Linked DNA regions of Homo sapiens: region 2 is linked to region 1. A link is an interaction called in ENCODE POLR2A ChIA-PET data of the cell type or tissue named here. Cell type or tissue: OCI-LY7. All regions are shown on one strand. Each heading gives the region's core, and the rest is flanking DNA. Links, peaks and the distances in the headings are about the cores only.

Region 1 (8,157 bases), core at 1,958-6,957:
ACAGTAGGTGGTCTGCTTGATTAAAAAATGTATTCCTTACTAATATTGATAGTCCCTCATAGGAGAACATCAATGCATTATCATGCTAAAAGGGCCCACTTCTAACAAGGTTAAGGATGACAAATGGACAAATAATCCTGCCTGCCATTATCCTCTGAATAGGGAGAGATAAATAGGCACGAAGTAGGCTGAGAACCTGATCAGGCAATACTGTTTGGTCACACTGACCTTGAAATATCTGAGGTACCAAGCACATAGAAACCTCCAACTGGAAGTAAAAATGAGGAAATAGATCTGAGAAAAGAGCCCAGAAGAACAATTTTTAGAGTCTTATTTTGTTCAAAGCTGCCATGTTACACAGACTTACTATGTAATGGTTGGCCTGGCTCATTAACACTCTTGCTGTGGCCCTTGTAACTAAGCTTCTTTCTCTTTTTTTTTTTGAAATGGAGTCCGGCTCTGTCACCCAGGTTAGAGTGCAGTGGTGCGATCTCTGCTCACTGCAACCTCTGCCTCCCGGGTTCAAGCAAGTCTCTGCCTCAGCCTCCCGAGTAACTGGGATTACAGGCGCCTGCCACCACGCCTGGCTAATTTTTGTATTTTTAGTAGAGACGGGGTTTCACCATGTTGGCCAGGCTGGTCTAGAACTCCTGACCTCGTGATCCCCCCACCTCAGCCTCCCAAAGTGCTGGGATTACAGGCATGAGCCACCGCACCCGGCCTGCTTCTTTCTTGAGGTGGGTTGATTCTACCAGACTGGAGGATTTAACTGACTTGGAGAGTACTGCCTGCAAGTGGGTGGGCCTACCATGACTTCTGAGTTGGCATTTAGGTGACCGTTTGAGTCTGGGATCCAAACTTGGTTTTTTTGTTTTTTTTTTTTTGAGACGGAGTCTCACTCTGTCGCCCAGCCTGGAGTGCAGTGGCACGATCTCGGCTCACTGCAAGCTCCGCCTCCCAGGTTCACGCCATTCTGCTGCCTCAGCCTCCCGAGTAAATGGGACTACAGGCGCCCACCACCACGCCCGGCTAATTTTTCGTAGAGATGGGGTTTCACCGTGCTGGCCAGGATGGTCTCAATCTCCTGACCTCGTGATCCACCCGCCTCGGCCTCCCAAAGTGCTGGGGTTGCAGATGTGAGCCACCACGCCCGGCCCTGGGATCCAAACTTTGAATAAGCTGCCTCTACCTTAGTTGTACCCATAAATAGCTTTCTTTAAGAAAACTAATCATCCATACCTTATTAACCAGAGGTCCTGAACAAAACGTTTAACTACTTTGAATCTCAGTTTCCTCACCTGTAAATTGGGATTTAACATCTCTGCTTATTTCGCATTATTACACTTTGAGTATAAATAATAGGTACTATGTTGGTCAAAATGTGCTGAAACTAATACACCTACACATTGCTGCTGTTAGATAGCAATTTGGAAAATACACCAAACACTGTAAAATGTGCAAACGTCTTTGACCCAACAATTTGGTTCCTGATAATTTATTCTTGTGAAAAAATTAAGAAAAAAAATGTGAAAAAAGATGTACAGTGAAGCATTTACTACAAAAAAAATATTAGAAACATTCTAGATATCTAACAATAATAGACTGGTTAAATAAAACATGTTGTTTTATTTGCAATAAAATATTGGCCAGCCACTATGTAAATTATATTCATGTAGAAAGTTCTTGGAAGGAAACATGAAAAAATAAAACAATTGATAGTATAGTGGAATTACAAGCATTTTTCCTTATTAATTTCTCTGGATGTTATTACTCTAGGAGAATAATTAACATACTTAAAACATTTTAAAATTAAAAAAAATTTTGACCCCATAGTACATTTTTTTCTTATCATCTCTTGTTTTTTATTTAGGGAAATTATCGTTTCATGAAACTCTTACTTACACGCAGAGCAAACTGGATGCAAAAGGATCTGGAAGAGATGACTCCTTTGCACTTGACCACCCGGCACAGGAGCCCTAAGTGTTTGGCACTTCTGCTGAAGTTTATGGCACCAGGAGAAGTGGATACACAGGATAAAAACAAGGTAATGGATACTCAAAATCAAAGACTAATAAGACCAGAAAGCAAATGCTTCCTTTTATGATGTGAAATTTCAAGGAAGAAGGCCTGAATTACCACATATATACATGGTAGAACAATTCCAAATCTCCATACATCTCAGGGAAGTATTTCACTTAAATTCTGTCATTTTATCCTCTCAGCAACCATGTGTGTTAGGTAGTATCATCTTTTTACAGATGGAAAAACTGAAGCTCAGGAAGATTAAAAGTTTGCCCAAGATGCAAGTGGCAGAACTAGAATTCAAATCTAGTCCTGTCGGCCGGGCGCATTGGCTCATGCCTGTAATCCCAGCACTTTGGGAGGCCGAGGCAAGTGGATCAGCTGAGTTCAGGGGTTCAAGACTGGCCTGGCCAACATAGTGAAACCTCATCTCTACTAAAACTACAAAAATTAGCCGGGCATGTTGGCATGCGCTTGTAATCCCAGCTACTCGGGAAGCTGAGGCATGAGAATCGCTTGAAACTGGGAGGCAGAGGTTTCAGTGAGCCCAGATAGTGCCACTGAACTCCAGCCTGGGTGACAGAGTGAGACTGTCTCAAAAAAAAAAAAAAAAAAAAAAAAATCAGTCCTGTCTTAACTCCAAAACCCAATATTTGACAGGGAGTCATAATAGTTACTATAGGTGGTTAGACTCATGATGGCCAAATGCCCATGGCAATGTCCTAAATGCTTAGTGGTTTAGTGGCCTACGCTTTGGTATCAGCCTTCCTGGGTTTCAACCCAGAATCCACTACTTAACTTGTTCTGTGTCCTTGAGCAAATTGCTTAACTCCTCTGTGCCTCAATTTTTGTATGTATGGAAAAAGGTTAATAGGATTACTGTTAGGTTCAGCATAGTATTACATTTCAGTAAATAGAATCAGAACAAGTATAACATAGGAAAAGAAAGGAATTACGTGTTGTTTATTGAAGATGTGGTTATAGGTAATTAGTAAGTGCTATTATACTTGTGGCTTTTTAAAAATCTGCAGTTGTTAGTAAGCAAAAGTAGTAAGTTAAATAGTGAGTGTTCATATTAAATGCCTATAGGTACACCTTGAAGGAATACCATGTATGTCAGTTTCTAAAGTTTTTAATGTGACAGATGAGCTTGGTTCCTGCTCATTAAATTATCTAATTGTAGATTGGATTGCTGACAATGCTACTCACGAGGGCTAATATATATTTAAACAGTTCTTACATTTTTTCTTAATAATTATCCTAATAGGGAAGCCAGTCTTATAGAATTATGTTGACGAGAACAGCAGAAGAGATTTTAAAGCAACTTCAACAAGTTCAAGATGATCATTTTCAACTTTTATCTGAAATAAAGTGTGAACATTGTCAAAATCAAAATGGAGTTGTTTCTGTTTAAAACAACAACAACAAAACCTGACAGAGCCAGGGAAGGCCATGAAGAGAGGATTCTTGTGCTTGTAAGCCTGATTAAAAAAAAAAAAAATCACAGACTGTGCAAAAACCACAGCCTTGCACAAAGGCCATCATAACCTTACACAAAAATTACTTCTTCAAAGACATTTGCCCAGCAACTGCCTGTCCAACCTTGCACTGGCATTATCTTTGTTATCGATCTTTGTAGCCAAGGATCATCATTTGAAAACAATTACGTAATCCTGCTCATTTTTCTTTTAAAAACTTTTGTCTTCCTTTACTTGAGTACACATAGTTTAGCAATGCCCTACTACCAGATACCAAATAAACATTATTTTCTTTCTTTCTTTTTTTTTTTTTTTTTGAGACAGAGTCTCACTCTATCACCCAGGCTGGCGTGCAGTGGTGTGATCTTGGCTCACTGAAACCTCCACCTCCCAGGTTCAAGCGATTCTCATGCTTCAGCCTCCCAAGTAGCTGGGATTACAGGCATGCGCCACCAGGCCCAACTAATTTTTGTATTTTTAGTAGAGACGGGGTTTCACCATGTTGACCAGGCTGGTCTCGAACTCCTGACCTCAAGTGATCCACCCGCCTCGATCTCCCAAAGTGCCGGGATTACAGGCATGAGCCACTGCGCCCAGCCAAACATTATTTTCTTTTAGAGAGACTCTGTTATTTAGGTTGACTAAAGCAAGTGCTGCTGTATTTTCAAAATGTATCTTTTCATCAATAACTGGGTCTAATAATTTATCCTCTAAAATTATATTTAAATTAAAATTTGTCTACTGATACATGGAATGGGTTCCAGATGCATGAATTTCCTATGCATGTATTTTTTTATAGATATTAAAATTCGAAACATCCTGTCAAGTTCTTAAGGTCCTTGGTGATAACCAGATGTGCATTATCAAGATCATCACTTACTTTGTTGATGATTATTTATAAATGACTGGGCCGCTTTCTCTTTCTCAGTGTTATCAGTACCGGATGAACTAAATAACTGTCATGCCTAAGAGGTCAGATTCTGGAGTCAGACTGCCTGGGTTAAAATCTCAGTTCAGCCACTTACTTCCTTTGTGTCCCAGAGCAGATTACTTAGGTTCCGTGTGCTGTTTCCTCATCAATCACATGCAAATTTAAAAACATACTTGTCTCCCAGAGATAGTAAGATGACTGCATGCAATTAAATAGACAATAGTCTCCCTTGTTCAAAGGAAATATATTCCAACACCTCCAATGGACACTTGAAACTGCGGATAGTGTCAAACCCAATTCCCGTCAATAGGAACACATTTCTGTTCATATCTTCTACCCACAAATTTAGTACTTTTTCCGTCTTAACTAAGCACTTATCAGGCACTATGGCCATAATTTTTGCAGTTTGGTATGCAACAGCAAAACCAGCATGAGTTTCTTCTTCCTTCTTTACAGTTTCACAGATAGATTTGTTCTTACGGTAGAGCTTAGCAAACTCAACAAACAATTTTTTCTTATTAAGTTGAGAGCTTTCACCTTTTCACTTAAAGGAAACACTTCATAGCTGCTCTTTGGCATATCTGAATCACCAGTATCAATAATTTTGAGCTTTGGGGCCATTAAGTAAAAGAAGGATGACTTGAACACAAGCACTGTGAATCTAATATTGTGACAATGAATGGGATAACTGAGTTGGCTGCTAGGTGACTAACTGGCAGGGAATGTCTACGGTGGGGATATGCTGAACAAAGGAAGGATTTGTGTCCCAGGTAGGATGGGGTGGGATGAAGCACTATTTCAACATGTTATTTAGAATGGCACACAATTTAAAACTTATGAATTGTTTATTTCTGGAATGTTCTATTTAATATATTTAGACTTCGGTTGAACACAGAGACCTGAAATCATGAAAAGTGAAAACAAAGATACAGGGCAACTACTGTATAAAACTCTTATAACAGTGCCTGTCCCACAATAAAAGATTGGGGAAAGTTAGTTGTTACTGTTGTTATTTCGAGAACCTCTCGATTTTGCAGCAAACAGCTCTGCATTGGAGTGCCTACTACAATAACCCTGAGCATGTGAAGCTGCTCATCAAGCATGATTCTAACATTGGGATTCCTGATGTTGAAGGCAAGATCCCACTTCACTGGGCAGCCAACCATAAAGATCCAAGTGCTGTTCACACAGTGAGATGCATTCTGGTGAGTTGAATGGTACTGCTAGACCTGAATGGCCTTGAAATTTTTTTATTATGAATTATTTAATATATACAAAAGTGTATATTTGACGTACAAGCAAATTATTAAGCAAAAGAATACAACAGACATATGGACTCATCCCCCAAGAAGTAGAACATTTCAGTACCACTATTTAAGACCACATAGAGGTTTCCTATGTCCCAGTTTTTAAACGCATTCATTCCCCCTACGCCGTGCTCATTCCTGTACCCCAGCAACTACTTCCCTGAATCCTGAATTTATATTTATTTCCTTACTTTGTTTCATACTTGTTTTTATTAAACAGTGAATAGATATAAGTATCAGTAAAATACATGTAAAGTATAAATAATAATGAAACAACAAATACTCATATACTCAATATCAAGTTTAAGAAAAAGTATATTACCATTACCTTTGAAGTCCTCTGAGTGGAGTACCTCTCAGTCTCATTCTATTCTCTCCTTTCACAGAGGCAACAACTGTCTTCAATCTTGTGTTATCATTCCCCTGATTTCCATTACCACATTTATTTGTATCCTTAAACAATATATTGCTCAGTATTTAAAGGTTTTGAATTTGATATACAAGGAATTATATTGCATGTTTTTGTTTTTGTTTTGTTTTGTTTTTTTGCAGTGCCCTATTCTTTCTCGCTCAACCTTATGCTGTTTATTTTATTTTATTTTATTTTGAGACAGAGTCTTGCTCTGTCACCCAGGCTGTAGTACAGTGGCATGATCTCGGCTTACTGCAGCCTCCACCTCCCAGGTTTAAGCAATTCTCCTGCCTCAGCGTCCCGGGTAGCTGGGACTGCAGGCGTGCGCCACCGTGCCTGGCTAATTTCCGTATTTTTAGTAGAGACCGGGTTTCACCATGTTGGCAAGGATGGTCTCGACCTCTTGACCTCGTGATCTACCTGCCTCAGCCTCCCAAAGTGCTGGGATTACAGGCGTGAGCCAACGTGTCCGACCACTGGTGATTTTATCTATGTTGCTGCATGTAGCCATGATATATTAATTCTTACTGCTATATAGGATTCCATCTTACGAATAAGCCACACAGTATTCATTCTGTTATTGACAGATACTTTGTTTCCAGTTTTTTGTTATTTACAAACAGTGCTGCATTGACATTTTTGAACATATCTAGGATATATATTTAACTGGTTGTTATAGGTGTATAGGAATGCAGTTGATATTTTTGATCATTGATTACATATCTAACTAATTCGCTAAACTCCTTATTTGTTTCGAATATTTATCAGTAGATTCTTTGAGGTTTTCTAATCCCTCTGTCCCAGCTTCTAATTTACATGCTATGATAGTCCAATAGTTAGTCATATTTGTTTTTAACACACAAATTAGACTTTAAAGTATTATTTTTTAATCGTTTTTTACAACCTCTGATACTAAAAGTATTATTTTGTATATGCAATGCTTAGCTCTGCATTTTTTTTGTATCTCAAATTTTCCTTCTAAAGTTATTATTTTACATCCTGAAATATAGTTCTTAGATTTTTTTTATTATTATACTGTAAGTTCTGGGATACAGGTGCAAAACGTTCAGGTTTGTTACATAGGTATACATGTGCCATGGTGGTTTGCTGCACCCATCAACCTGTCATCTACATTAGGTATTTCTCCTAATGCTATCCCTCCCCTTGCCCCCCACCCCCCAACAGGCCCCACTGTGTGATGTTCCCCTCCCTGTGTCCATGTGTTCTCATTGTTCAACTCCCACTTATGAGAACATGTGGTGTTTGGTTTTCTGTTCTTGTGTTAATTTTCGGAGAATGATGGTTTCCAGCTTCAACCATCTCCCTGCAAAGAACATGAACTCATTCTTTTTTATGGCTGCATAGTATTCCATGGTGTATATGTGCCACATTTTCTTTATCCAGTCTATCATTGATGGGCATTTGGGTTGGTTCCATGACTTTGCTATTGTAAATAATACTGCAATAAACATATGTGTGCATGTGTCTTTATAGTAGAATGATTTATAATCCTCTGGATATATACCCAGTAAGAGGATTCCTGGGTCAAATGGTATTTCTGGTTCTAGATCCTTGAGGAGTCACCGCACTGTCTTCCACAATGGTTGTACTAATTTACACTCCACCAACAGTGTAAAAGCATTCCTATTTCTCCACATCTTCTCCAGCATCTGTTGTTTCCTGACTTTTTAATGATCACCATTCTAACTGGCATGAGATGGTGGTATCTCATTGTGGTTTTGATTTTCATTTCTCTAATGACCAGTGATGATGAGCTTTTTTTCATATGTTTTTTGGCCACATAAATGTCTTCTTTTGAGAAGTGTCTGTTCGTATCCTTTGCCCACTTTTTAATGAGTTTTTTTTTTCTTTTAAATTTGTTTAAGTTCCTTGTAGATTCTGGATATTAGCCCTTTGTCAGATGGATAGATTGCAAAATATTTTCTCCCATTCTGTAGGTTGCCTGTTCACGCTGATGATAGTTTCTTTTGCTGTGCCAAAGCTCTT
Region 2 (8,157 bases), core at 1,297-6,296, 320 kb after region 1:
ACAGTGCGAGCTGTCAGTAGATCTGTCATTCTGGGGTCTGGAGGTGGCCCTCTCCTCACAGCTCCACTAGGCGACGCCTCAGTAGAGACTCTGTGTGGCGGCTCTGACCCCACATTTCCCTTCCACGCTGCCCTAGCAGAGGTTCTCCATGAGGGCCCCACCCCTGCAGCAAACTTCTGCCTGGGCATCCAGGCATTTCCATACATCCTCTGAAATCTAGGTGGAGGTTCCCAAACCCCATTTCTTGACTTCTCTGTACCTGCAGGCTTAACACCATGTGGAAGCTGCCAAGGCTTGGGGCTTGTACCCTCTGAAGCCACAGCCCAAGCTCTACATTGGTCCCTTTCAGCCATGGCTGGAGCAGCTGAGATGCAGGGCACCAAGTCCCTAGGCTGCACAGAGCACGGGGATCCTGGGCCCTACCCAGGAAACCATGTTTTCCTCCTACAATGGGAGGGGCTGCCATGAAGACCTCTGACATGCCCTGGAGACATTTTCCCCATTGTTTTGGGGATTAACATTCGACTGCTTGTAACTTATGCAAATTTCTGCAGCTAGCTTGAATTTCTTCTCAAAAAATGGGATTTTCTTTTCTATCACATTGTCAGGCTACAAATTTTCCGAACTTTTGTGCTTTGCTTCCCTTATAAAACTGAATGCCTTTAATAGCACCCAAGTCACCTCTTGAATGTTTTGCTGCTTAGATATTTCTTTCACTGGGTACCCTAAATCATCTCTCTCAAGTTCAAAGTTCTACAGATCTCTAGGGCAGGGGCAAAATGCCACCAATCTCTTTGCTAAAACATAACAAGAGTCACTTTGCTCCAGTTCCCAACAGGTTCCTCATTTCCATCTGTGATCACCTCAGCCTGGACTTTATTGTTTGTGCCACTATCAGCATTTTGGTCAAAGCCATTCAACCAGTCTCTAGGAAGTTCCAAACTTTCCCACATTTTCCTGACTTCTGAGCCCTCCAAACTGTTCCAACTCGTGCCTATTACCCAGTTCCAAAGTCACTTCCACATTTTCAAGTATCTTTTCGGCAGCACCCCACTCTACTGGTACCAGTTTATTGTATTAATCTGTTTTCACACTGCTGATAAAGATATACCCGAGACTGGGCAAAAGAAAGAGGTTTAACTGGACTCACAGTTCCCCAGACCCACGTGGCTGGGGAGGCCTCACAATCATGGTGGAAGGCAAGGAGGAGCAAGTCACATCTTACGTGGATGGCAGCAGGCAAAAAGAGTGCTTGTGCAGAGAAACTCCCATTTTAAAAACCATCAGATCTCATGACACTCATTCACTATCATGAGAGCAGCACAGGAAAGACCTTCCCCCATAATTCAATCCCCCCCCCACCAGGTTCCTCCCACAACACACGGGAATTGTGGGAGTTACTATTCAAGATGAGATTTGGGTAAGGACACAGCCAAACCACATCAGGCCTGCAAAGCCAAAAAATTGGTAATTGAATTTACCCAGTTTGGCAAATGCCTTCAAAGTGAAAATCAGCTTTAGAGAGCTCAATTGACCTTTCTCTGTGCCTGTGTACTTATAACTTCTGTCCTAAATATTCCTGACTTTCTTACCAACTTGTGAATGTATTTAAGAGAATGTTTTAAAATGTTTGTCCAGTGTTTTTTGTTGTTTTTATCAGGAAGGTTAGTAAAGGTTCCTAGTCCTCTGTGTTGCTATAAACAGGAGAGTCTCTGTATTTTTATTTTTGTTTCTCTATTCCTAACTAGATTTTACTATTCTTGAGGGGAGTAATCTTGCTTTGGACTTCTTTTGCCTTCTCTGTAGTACAACACTCAGTGTTCAGTGGATACTCAGTTACACAGATAGACATGTAGCTAGAAAACACTTTTGAGGGTTTCCATTTTACATATTTCATGTCTATTATATTTTTTAACCTTCCCAGTTATTTGGCAAGGTAGGTTATTTATTTATTTAAGACAGGGTCTCACTCTGTCCCCCAGGCTGGAGTACAGTGGTGCAATTATGGCTCACTGCGGCCTCAACCTCCTGGGCTTAAGTGATCCTCCTGCCTCAGCCTTCCAAGTAGTGGAGACCACAGGTACACACCACTGTGCCTGGCTAAGTTTTTTATTTTTTGTAGAGATGGGGTCTTGCTTTGTTTCCTAGGCTGGTCTCAAACTCCTGGGCTCAAGTGATTCTCCTACCTTGGCCTCCCGAAGTGTTGGGATTACAGTCATGAGCCATCATGCCTGGCCATTATTATTACCTCCATTTTACTGATCAGTAAACTAAGACTTAGAGGAAGAATTTGGATACAAATCTGGTAATAACTAGGGGTAGAATTTAGATTTGTGACTATTGACTCATAATTCTGTGTCCTTTACAATGTGCCATTTTGCTATTTAATTAATGTCATTGATATTTGACATCTCCTGATTACTTTATCTAGATATGAAAATTCCAGAGAAACCACTGGATTCATAATATCTTGATGAAATTATCTCTAAATCCTCACCTAAAATTTTTTTAGGTATTTACTTTGCTTAAGCTTTCATCAGTGACTTAAAACAATATATTGACTTCTGTTACAGAAAGCAGAAGAAAGAATTGGTCTTTTTTGCTGTTGCAGCATTGTGAAATATTTTTGTTGTAAAATATAGGTAATTTTTGTCTTTTCCAACAGGTGTGTATGTAATATAGATTGCAGTGGATACAGTTTTAATCCTGTGTGTGCTTCTGATGGGAGTTCCTATAACAATCCCTGTTTTGTTCGAGAAGCATCTTGTATAAAGCAAGAACAAATTGATATAAGGCATCTTGGTCATTGCACAGGTAAAATCCATTTTATTTATTCAGAGACCCATCTTTATTATTGTATAAATGTAATCTTATTTGTACATTTGGTAGTGTTTCAAATTTGTAAAATGAGAAATCCTCGAAGCTTTATTTTTTTATTACTTTATATTTCAGATTTTTTATTACTAATTTAGTTTTTTTTCATTATTTTCATCTTCTCAAGACATAAACCATGCTTCTTGGTTTTTTATTTAGTTAGTTCTTGGTTGCTAGCTGATCCTAACATGGAATTATAATTATTATTTATAGTTCTAATATCATCTCAAATTTGGAATGATTATAGCTATTTAAGAGTTAGATAACTTATTTTAATTTCAGTAAAACTATGTTATTGCCATATATTTGTTAAACCTCTTTTTATAGAGCATAATAGTTTACTTTGTTTTTCCATTATCTGTATCATTTTCCCTGTACATATTATGTATGATACAGATTTTGGTGTGAAGTTAGAGAATGTAAGGAAAAATTATTGCCTTTAGCTTAAAATTCTTTTCACCCTTCTTGCTTTTTGTTATAGCTTAGAAACCATGATACCATATAAGAAAGAGTTTTTGTTTTCCACCCCTACTAGAAATATTCAGTCTCTAAAGCCAGAGTTCCCAATTTTCTTTCCCCAGTAATATTCAGATGAGTTGGGAAGATGGATTATTTCCTCAGTCACATATGTGGACCAGGCACACTCTCATGGACTAGGATTGTATATCTTTCTTGCTTACTGGTTCCCTTCTTCCTCCCTTTTTAGACTTATTAAAGGGATATTATGTTTTTATCTGAGCTAAAGGGAAAAGGTTGTAAGCCAAAATTTGGTACATTATATTGGTAACAAATTATTTGTGACACACTACACAATTGATTGCAGTACCTCTGGTCTAAACTACCAAAGAATACCCAGGAAGCTCATCAGACAATTTTTAGGTAGGAGTTGAGTGTGGGCATGATAGAGGACACCATTTACTGACAGGGACCCCTTCTGGGTAGATGTCCCACTTAGCCTTGATCTTGAAGAAGTATGGTCCCCCCACCCCAGTGGGGTGGCATTTAGAGCTTGAGTGGGAAGACTAGCTTAGAGAAGGACTATGTTCTCTGAGGAAAAGATGCATATTTGAATGATACTCTACTCTTTGGAATTTCAAGTTCAGAGCACCTGGTCAGTGTATTAGTTCATCCTCACGTTGCTAGAAAGAATTACCTGAGACTGGGTAATTTATAAAGAAAAGAGGTATAATTGGCTTACAGTTCCACAGGCTATACAGGAAGCATGGCTGAGGGCCTCAGGAAACACAATCATGGTAGATGGCAAAGAGGAAGCAGGCACATCTTACATGGCCGGAAAAGGAGGAAGAGAGAACAAAGGGAGGTGTCATGCACTTTTGTAAACAACTAGGTCTTGTGAGAACTCACTCACTATTATGAGAACAGCGAGAGGGAAATCTGCCCCCCATGATCCAGTCACCTTCCACAAGGCCCCTTTTCCAACGTTGGGGATTACAATTAGACACGGCATTTGGGCAGGGACACAGAACCAAACCATATCAGTCAAGTTTGAGAGTTTAATTGAAATGCATCCTTTAGAGTGATTGGGCCTTAAGTTTTGTCTTAGTCCCCTCTGTAATTTTTCATTCACAAACCTAACTATGTCTTTCGTTTGCCTCCTCCACTAGTACTGGGAAGCTTGTGCTTCTAAACACGTGGTTATGGCTCATTTATAGTCTTCCCAGTCCAGGTGCAGTTCTCAAATCAGGGGTCATTTTTTATAGTAAGTGTTTCATAACACAGCAGAGATTCCCCATTTATCTTAATCTGATATTTCCAGGGTAACAGTGGTAGGAGAAGGTAAATCTTGAGGCAGTTGTCTTTTAGAGAAAGAAAGGTTTAACCCTTTCTTCTCAGAGTAGGTGTTGTTTTAGTTTGCATAGGAAAGAGTTTTTAAAGGAGGCGACATTGGAGCTGAAGTATAGATGAAATTGGCTATTCATCATGCAAAGAGCACTTATACCTAGGATGCCTAGAGGCCTAAGACAGAAATGACATAATTGATTTAGAGAATGGTAGACAACATGAGCAGGATAAGGGGGCAGAGGTTAAGAAGAACTTGGAATAATTTGGAATTATTGGGAGTATCATGATATGACTTAACCATTGTATATATTTTAATTTGAAAACCGTCTTCTCTTACAGATACAGATGACACTAGTTTGTTGGGAAAGAAAGATGATGGACTACAATATCGACCAGATGTGAAAGGTACTGAATCATGCATCTCCAAATTTTGGCCAGCTATGGAAATACGGTCACTAGCTGTCCTTATTAGTTCTGTTTCCATTATAACAACACCTCTAACTTTGCTCTCTATAGTAATATACCTAACACAGTTAATTATTAGTATTAATAGTAACAGAAACAGCTGAAGTTCATCTCATTTTATAAGGTACTCTCATATGTGCTTTCTTTGATTAAAGTCTGTATTGAGATAATTTTAGATGTACATGCACTTGTAAGAAGTTATACAGAAAGATCTCTCAATATGTTTTATAAAAATCCTCTTTACTCCTCTAGAATCTCCTGTTAACACTTGCCCGATGCCCAGGTCTTTGAACCTTGTTCCTTTGCCTGAAACTCTTTATTTCCTTTCCTGATTAATTCCTTCTTATCCTTTTAATCTTAGCTTGGAAGTCATTTTATTTTGGGAAATATCCCTTGAATCTGAAGTCTATATTAGATGCCTTTCCTGTATACTCCCCTCTCTGAACACTTAGCCCACTCTATTATAACTGCCTTTTTATTCATCTGTAACCTCCTCTAGGCTATGAGTTCTGTGAGGAGAGGAGAACCTGTCTGTCATGTTCACTCTGTATCCCTAACCCTAGCCGAATATCTGGTACATAAGTAGGTACTCTGTGCTTGTCTAAAGAGTGGATGTGGCTCAAAGAAGCAGTAGGTTTTATTTACACAAGGTCTCATGTAGTAAAGGTTGGAGCAGAGGCTGGATTCCAGGTCCCTTGACTTCAAGGCCACTGCTCTTTTTGCTTGTTTTCACATCCATTATTTTGTTTGATTCTTATAACTGCTCTTTGATAGGTAAGGACCAATGGGAAGATTGAGGATCAATGAGGTTGTATCTGGTTAACTGAAACAGGTCTATATCTTTGGCCTTCTAGGCCAGGACCTCTATATAATTGCTGAATTACAAGTGCATCATCTATCCATTTGTTTGGTTGCACCATTAAAAGATATGTGATCTATCTTTTATACCTAATTTCTAAACAATATGTAAAATGGGAGTGATAATAGTACCTGTTTCCTAGAGTTTCATAAAAACTAAATGAGATAATATATGTTAAGTGCTTTGAACAGTATCGGATATACTTGTAAGTGTTCAACAAATGGTAGCTGTTATCATTGAGTAATTTGTTACTTCTCTTACTTGAATCATATGAAACCTGAGTTAGTTATAACCCATGAGCTGCTGAAATATGTCTCCTATGTTGAAACAAAATGCTGTATTTAAAATAGAAAATTTCCTGTATTCTCGTAGGAGACAAAATAGGTCAGCTTCAGTTTTATTCACTATATTGATAGTACTTGACTAGAATAGGAAGGCCATTTTTCAGTATTTGGAAGCTCATACTTAGGGCAGTTTGGGGAATTGTGTGTTCTAAAGCACTTGTGTGCCATTGATAATGGATAATTTAGAGCCTAGGCCACTTTTGAGATACTGAAAATGTTTTACACATAAGAATTGATCTCTAATTTAAATGAAATTATCATAGTAGAAATAATTTATTATGTACCTAATTTATACTGGTCATTTTACTGTTTGTAGTTAGGAAGATATCTAAAATATATGCATCTTTAAAGTTCTTGTGATGTAGTAAATGCAGATAACCAACTTCTAACAAAGTAGAAATTGATTATTGCTATAAGTGTATACAGTTTAAAAGTGCAATGGGAATTCAGAAAAGTTGAGATTAATTTTTGGTGGGGAACAGTGGGAATCTGTGAAATGTCTTGGAAGAAGTGGAACTTGAGTGAACCATGAAGGACGAACAGGAGTCAGAAGGATATCTAAGGAGGATAGGAGAGCATGAGCATAGATATGCACACAATGTTATGACAGGATGTGTTGGAGAAAGGTAAGGAATCCTTTGGGCTGGAGAATAGGAGGCTTAAGAGGTAGAAGTAGAAGGCAAGACTAGAAAGACAGCTTGGGGCCAGATTGTGTAGAGTGTTGAATGCTATGCTACTCTAGGGAATTTAGACTTTATTTGTGGGCAGTGGGGAATCATTAATATATTTGAAAAAAGCAAGGCTACAAAGTTAACCATTTGAAAGAATGATACCTGGCAGGAATATTGTGCATATTGTATACATTGGAATGGAGGCAGGGATATCAGTTAGGTAAAGTCAAAAGGAATAGACATCTTAGATATGAGAGATAGAGAGTTAAAAATGACTTAAGTCTTCAAGCTCAGATGACTTAGATGATGAATTCTGTTCACAGAACTAAGGATATTAGGTAGGTAAAGGTGTTTGGAATAAAGTAAGGGAGGAGTTGATGGTGGAGATGATTGATTGTATTTTAGAGTTTGAGGTGCTTGTGGAACTCATCCAGGTCACTTTGTTCAGTATAAATTTGTGAGTCAGTCTTTGGATATAGAGGTGATAACTGAAGCCACAAGAATGAATGAGAGAGAGTATTGTCTGTTATAATAGCTACTGGCCACATGTAGCTATTTAAATTTAAATTAAAATGAAATCAGCTTGGACAACATGGTGAGACCTTGTCTCTAAACAAAATTAACCCGTGGTGGTGGTACGCGATGTGGTCGCAGCTGCTTGGGAGGCTGACGTGGGAGAATGGCTAGAGCCTAGGAGGTTGAGGCTGCAGTCAACTGAGATCGCACCACTACACTTAAGCCTGGGCGACAAAGCAAGACACTGTTTTGGAAAAAAAAAAAAAAGCATTCTAGCCCTATTTCAGATGTTCAATAGCCAGATATGACCAGTGACTACCATATGGGACAGCACAGATATAGAACATTTTCAGAGTTGAAGAAAGTTCTGTTGGATGCACTATTATTTAGAAAGGAGAGAAGGCCCAACTTGGGATGAAGCAGAAAGAGGACTGAGAGGAAGAAAATCAAGAAGAGTACACAGAAGCTACAAGGGAAAGGATGGCCAATAGCTTAAAAAACTACAGAAAGGTATGAGAAGACAAGGACTAAACTATGCTTGAATTTGAAGGCAAGGGGATCATTGACAATCTTGGACCAAGTTTCTTCCATGAAGGATGAAAGACGAAACCCAAATTGTAAAAAT

What was found. Peaks named below come from ENCODE experiments on the same cell type or tissue, not always from the same donor. Only the 100,000 strongest peaks of a DNase experiment are listed, where the experiment ranks them.
Region 2: POLR2A ChIA-PET joins it to region 1 with 5 read pairs; 2 of 35 experiments call an interaction of 5 or more read pairs at or near these places.

The regions. Positions count from the first base shown.
Region 1 is chr9:100,224,192-100,232,348 of GRCh38, forward strand. It overlaps INVS (inversin), which reads left to right. Exons shown (of 17, transcript NM_014425.5): 4 at 1,871-2,044; 5 at 5,469-5,636. Among named protein-coding and RNA genes, the nearest start is that of TEX10, 120 kb to the right of the region's middle. In OCI-LY7, for the core only: no CTCF peak of the experiment used is centred there; no DNase peak of the experiment used is centred there.
Region 2 is chr9:100,545,079-100,553,235 of GRCh38, forward strand. It overlaps MSANTD3-TMEFF1 (MSANTD3-TMEFF1 readthrough), which reads left to right. Exons shown (of 10, transcript NM_001198812.1): 6 at 2,666-2,814; 7 at 5,017-5,082. TMEFF1 (transmembrane protein with EGF like and two follistatin like domains 1) reads left to right here. Exons shown (of 10, transcript NM_003692.5): 6 at 2,666-2,814; 7 at 5,017-5,082. Among named protein-coding and RNA genes, the nearest start is that of CAVIN4, 29 kb to the right of the region's middle. In OCI-LY7, for the core only: no CTCF peak of the experiment used is centred there; a DNase peak (open chromatin) is centred at 4,153; H3K4me3 peaks cover 405 bases; H3K27ac peaks cover 587 bases.